Regions from separate parts of the Homo sapiens genome. Here region 1 is linked to region 2. Evidence: chromatin contacts called from ENCODE Hi-C data. All regions are on one chromosome and are shown on one strand. The core of a region is the stretch at or near the end of the contact, and the rest is flanking DNA. Distances in the headings are between cores, read along the strand shown.

Evidence for each region. Hi-C counts contacts between places; a loop is a spot of excess contacts on that map. Pooled maps may share reads with other maps.
Region 1: a pooled map shows a loop between it and region 2 (6-fold over the local background). The contact joins the enhancer-like site here to the promoter of ZNF407-AS1 in region 2. A Hi-C loop is called at or near these places in 2 of 37 single-sample maps with no recorded cell type and 10 of 50 pooled maps.

The regions. Positions count from the first base shown.
Region 1 is chr18:77,100,600-77,103,299 of GRCh38, forward strand. All of the region lies in intron 2 of MBP (myelin basic protein), which reads right to left. Among named protein-coding and RNA genes, the nearest start is that of MBP, 31 kb to the right of the region's middle. RefSeq lists enhancers at 942-1,071, 1,162-1,231 and a silencer at 1,522-1,641. Within about 2 kb of position 1,317, at least 38 of the 41 ENCODE cell types and tissues checked have a DNase peak (open chromatin) inside an H3K27ac peak, as active enhancers do.
Region 2 is chr18:74,596,451-74,599,150 of GRCh38, forward strand. It overlaps ZNF407-AS1 (ZNF407 antisense RNA 1), which reads right to left and starts at 1,385. Exons shown (of 2, transcript NR_024484.1): 1 at 1-1,385. It overlaps ZNF407 (zinc finger protein 407), which reads left to right and starts at 1,420. Exons shown (of 9, transcript NM_017757.3): 1 at 1,420-1,487. RefSeq lists enhancers at 1,196-1,405, 2,196-2,415 and a silencer at 1,506-1,805.

The DNA of each region.
Region 1 (2,700 bases), core at 67-2,566, 2.5 Mb after region 2:
GAGTGCAGTGGTGTGATCATGGCTCACCGTAGCCTCGACCTCTCCAGGCTCAGGTGATCTTTCCACCTCAGCTTTCCGAGTAGCTGGGACTGTAGGTGCACAGCACCATGCCCAGCTAATTTTTTGATTTTTTTGTAGAGATAAGGTCTCACTTTGTTGTCCAGGCTGGTCTCGAACTCCTAGGCTCAAGCAATCTGCCTGCTTCAGCCTCCCGCAGTGCTGGGATTCCAGGTGTGGGCCACCGCACCTGGCCTCGTTTGGTGTTTTGAACATGTAGTGAATCATCCCCAGGAGGCTTAGCTATCACCAGAAAACCCCAAAGAGTAAGCCCACAGCTCAGCAGATCCACAGCATTCAGAGAAAGCTGAGGGACAAAAGCCACAAGCAGCCTGGCACATGGGCACGTTCTGAGCGCTTGCTGACCCTCCCAAAGGTAACTGCCCAGCCCCTTTGATTCACACTGCCAAAAAGGAATGAATTCCTCCAGTAGCCAGTGAAGCCAAGTGTCTTACGTCCTAAGGACCAAGGACTGCCAGGCAGGCAAAGACTGCCTAAGACAGGGCATCCCTCTGTGGGTGGGTCTTGCCCCCTGCCCCTCTCCTGGCATTGAGGCACGTCCCTGGGTTCTCCAGGGCAGCTGGCACCCTTTCCTTCTTGGGTTCTGCCAAGTTCTGTAGTAAGATGGAGAACCAAATACAAAATGGGCAGAGTGATAGAAAGCTGGTAAATTAGTGAGGCAGGACCATTTGGAAACCAAATTTCCCTGCAACTTAAAAAACACAGGGAGTCAAAGGCAGAACAGGAGTTTCTTCGTTTCTGAGAAGGAGCGCTGTGCCCTGAACCTGCGCCTGCCTGGAGGAAGTTACACTCCATCCGCATGAGTGAATCATGAGTCAGGAGGGCAGGCTGCCCACTCCTCTGATGGGCGGAGTGCTTCTGCCTGAATCTGATGTCTCCTGTTCTGACCCTCAACTGGCCCAGGAAGGTGGCTCAACCACTTGTTACCAGGGACCTGCACCCCATATGAGTGGACTAACACTGCAACTCCAGAAAAGTGTCTTTTTTTCACCAATCAGAGACATTCCACAGTTAACCCTTTAGTTAGTTTCTCTTCCTCTTACATCCTGCCGTGGCTTATTCGGGATGAGAGAGAAGCAAATTTCAAAGCCCTGAGTCACTGAGGGCAAAACTTGCAAAGGAGACTGGAAGCTCCTGCAGGCAACAGACGAGGCCTCCCCACCACCTCCCCAGCAGCCAACGGCACCTAAAGCCTGCTCAGGAAACTGAGCTTTTATGTGAAAAAGAAGTTAGGAAATAGGTATGATTCATTTACTCTTTCGAACATCTGTAAGCCAGTTATGTGCTGGGGATGCTCCAGGCTTAGAGACGGAGGCATCAGAGAGAGGAAAGTTCCCTCCTTGATATAGGAGGGGAAGAAGTCGGATGATAAACAAATCACCAGGATCTGTATCAGAGCACTCAGCCGCAGGCTCTATGACAGCAGAGGAAAGAATCATCTAGTGTGGGTGGGGAGAGGTGGAGAAGGTGGCAGCAGGGTGGGAAGGAGGGGGCCCTCAGCAGCCTGGGCCGGGCAGTGGGGCAGAGGCAGTGTGTGGGGTAGACCGGGCAGCCCCCACCGCAGCTGCCCTCCCTGCTGACAGATCAGTAACCAGCACCTGAAACTGACAGAAACTTTCCTTGACTCTCTCATAAGGGGGAAAAATGCCTCCCAGAATCACACACAGAAATGTGCAGAGTGGTAGGTGACACGGCTGGAGCTCATGTCACGTTTTCTTTTGTGATTCAAGTTTAATGCTCTACTAAGCTATGCAGCATCACAGAACATGTACATGTACTTGGAAGGGCACAAAATATTTCCCATCAAGTTTAAAGGAAAGAAAAAAAAGCTCTTACTTCTTAAAACTACCTACAGGAACCATAGTTTTAACATTTCCAAGTTTTGAGGTTTTTAAATGATCAGAACTTTAAACATGAGATTTCAGAAAACAAAAGCCTCAGCATGGGCTTTGCTATGGCTCAAAATCTTACTCTGATAGCATTAAACAAATTAAAAACATATGTGGGTGTTTTACAGCGTCAAACAACAGGAAAGAAACTGTACACCACAGAGAGGTTTCTTGAAACTGGAGTTGCAAATCAGTCATTCTAAGACTTAAAATACCAACAGTGTTAACAGCCTAGAGGCCTCTGAGCAGAGCTGTTTTTTCCACTTTCACTTTAGGTGAAACTTAATCCTCCTGGTGCAGATACTGTATCCAAGCCATGTTCTTAATAAATTAGTAACTTAATACATTTATGGTTGTTATTGCTAATTATAATGCTGACATTATCAGTAATACAGTTTAAGTATGGGCTGAACAAAATAATGAGTCACCCTCCCATTCAACATTGACTAGAACCATTTACATATTTATAAAATTAGTCTTTCTAAATCCTTAGGTAAGAAACTAAATACTGTTTATCACTTTAATCAAGATAAAATATACACAGGAACAGTATATAGTCACCTACTCGCCTTCCATGGATGATTTGAAAGCAAATCATGGAAAATTACTCATGTGGCTGACATAGAAATTAAGTACAAATCAGAGAAGGCCCCATTTCTTCCAAGTTTATTATTACTATTAAATAAAAACGCACTACAGACCTCAGCGAAGAGGTCTGGAGACTGAAATTCAA
Region 2 (2,700 bases), core at 135-2,634:
TCGCTCTGTCGCCCAGGCTGGAGTGCAGTGGCGCAATCTCGGCTCACTGCAGCCTCCGCCACTGGGTTCAAGCTATTCTCCCGCCTCAGCCTCCAAGTAGCTGGAATTACAGGCTCGCACCACCATGCCTGGCTAATTTCAAATTTTTAGTAGAGACGCGGTTTCCCCAGGCTGGTCTCAAAATCCTAGCCTCAAGCAATCCACCGACTCGGCCTCCCAAAGTATTGGGATTACAGGCGTAAGCCACCCCGCCTGGCCAGTGATCTTCCTAAACAGAAATCTGATCACATAACTTCCCATTACAGAGTCTAACCCTAACCCTGTGCCTACAACATAGTCAAACCTCTTTAGCAAGGCAGATGACCTCAAGCAGGATTTCACTGCCTCTTTGTCACAGCACTTAACAAGCTGTGATGTATTTATTTTTATTCGTCTACACAGGTCTTCCCTACTAGATTCTGAGTTTCAGAAGAAAGGCCTCTAACTCGAGGTTCATGAATGGACCTGCACAAGGGGGCGGACGGGCTGAAGTCCTGCCTTTTTTTTTTTCCAAAAAACCCGTATGCTGTGCCGTTAACGTTCATAAAAAAGTCCTTGTCGAACGTTTTAAACAGCCAAGGTGTTTCAGCTTTAATAAAAGCTGAAAATTTGGCAATACCAAACAGGTCACCAAGCCACAGTCCGCTTCTTGGCCTCCTCTTTGGTATCAGAGTTCGGCTAGCGGCTTCCTGTGGCCTCTTAAACAAGGACCTCATTTTGGGAGCCATTCGAGAGATTTTTTCTCATCATCTAAAGTAGCATTCTCGCCTTGCACAGCTGAAAGTCATTTCTCGAAATCGGAGCGCCAGAAGCGACAGGAGCCACTCCAGGCCCGGGGGAAGCGAGCAAAGGGGCAGCGGGCTGCGTTTGCCAACGTAGGCCTCTCGGGTCCCGCGCCGTTCTGGGCCTTCTCCGTGTTTCCGGCGCCGCCCTCGGGGTCCCTTACAGAGGGCGGGAGGCGGGTGGAGAGACGGGGCAGGAAGCAGGCGGGATCGGCCTGGGAAGAACCCGTTCTGGGACCCTCTAGAAATCCCAGACAGCCCTCCCGGGCTGACAGCGCCTGCCTTGGAGCCCGACGCGCTCATCGAATTTAGATTGACTCCTTCGGCTCTCCGTTTTCCTTCTCTAAGGGAAGGGTGGGACTTCCTATTTTATCTCTTAGCGGCTTCCGGCAAGAGCTGATGTGTTAAAAACAAGACAGCACATGGGCCTGCCGGCCACTCGGATAAAAAACAAGGAACTCGACCTGGATTGTACTAAACCAGTTCCAAGATTCTGTTTTTCGGCTGTGGCGTCCGGCGCTGCATCCACTACGGAGTCGCCTTGGAAGCCACCGGAAGTCCTTCGACGGAGAAACAGGATGTCCCGCCTCTTCCTCCCAAAGGGAAGACGGTGAGCCGGAGGAGTCAGTCAGAGGGGCGAGCAGGAGCGATTCCGTCGCCAAACAGGTAAGTTATTCTCTGGCCGGGGCGGGGGGTTTGGAGGCGGGGACCGTCCAGCGTCAGCGCGGGGCCTGGGGGCGGTGGCTTGAGGGCTCGAAGCCGGGCGGCTGGGCGCCCAGAGCCCCGTCTGGGCCCTTCGCTCTTTCTCCTCCCCCCTCCCCCCGCCTCCGCCCCTCCCTGTCGCCTTCCTTCCCGACACCCGCCCAGACTCACGCCCGGACACACACCCTCGCTCGTTCGCTCACGCTGCCTCGCCGCCCTCCTCCCCCAGGCCCCAGCTGCCGCCCTGCCCTCTCACCCGCTCGCTCCGCAGGCCGGTCCCGCGGGCAGCCTCGCTCCGCGCCCTTGCGCGAGCGGAGCTCTTGTGGACACCTCGGGGCTGCGGACCTAGCGTGGCCTCGGTTTCCCCTGCCGGGTTCGCCTGTCCGCGCAGAAACAGTCCCCCGTTCCTTCGGGACGCACCCCTGCACCGAAATCGGGCCGTTCTCGCGTGCCCGGGTTGCTCTCAAGTGGAAAACAGATGCTCCCCTAGCTGCACAGCTGCAAGCTTTAGCGTCTGGTTTCCAGCAGGGGCTCCCTGGACCGCCCGCCCACTCTCGTGTCACCCCCAGGTGCCCTGGCTGCGCCGCTGCTACTCGCGCCTTCTTCCGTTAAGCGACGCTGGTGTGGGCGGGCGGAGGGCACACAAGTGCGGTGGCCGAAAGCACCGCGGTGGCAGCGAAGGGTCCTAGCCATTCCCGACTTCAGCTCGCTTTGCGCCACTGCGGGGAGACCCGCGGCTGCCTGACACCGCTGCGGGCAGCAGTGGGTTTCTCAGTAGATGCTCACCTCTTTCCAGCCAGCTAGCACGCCCTGGGTGCTTGGCCTCCTTCTGGAGTTTAAGCTGGTGGAGGCGGGGTGCAGTGGCCGCTGACCTCTGTCGGTTGCGCTGGGTTTTGAGTAGCCATTTATTTCATTGGGGAGTTTTGGAATAGGACATCCCACATCCGTGGACACACATGTAGAATACTTTTATAAGTAATTACAGTCTTAATAGTGATTTGAGTTACAGCTTTGCAGTCTATGCCTGGTGACATCCTAGTCGTAGTATGTATCTGTTTTGTGGTGAAGTGCTGGTCCATTTAGAACACTGTAGACAGGGGCCCTAACATATACTCATCAGAACCTTATTAAGAAGAGCTTATATGTCATTTGGCATACTCACTGTGCTTCATTTAGT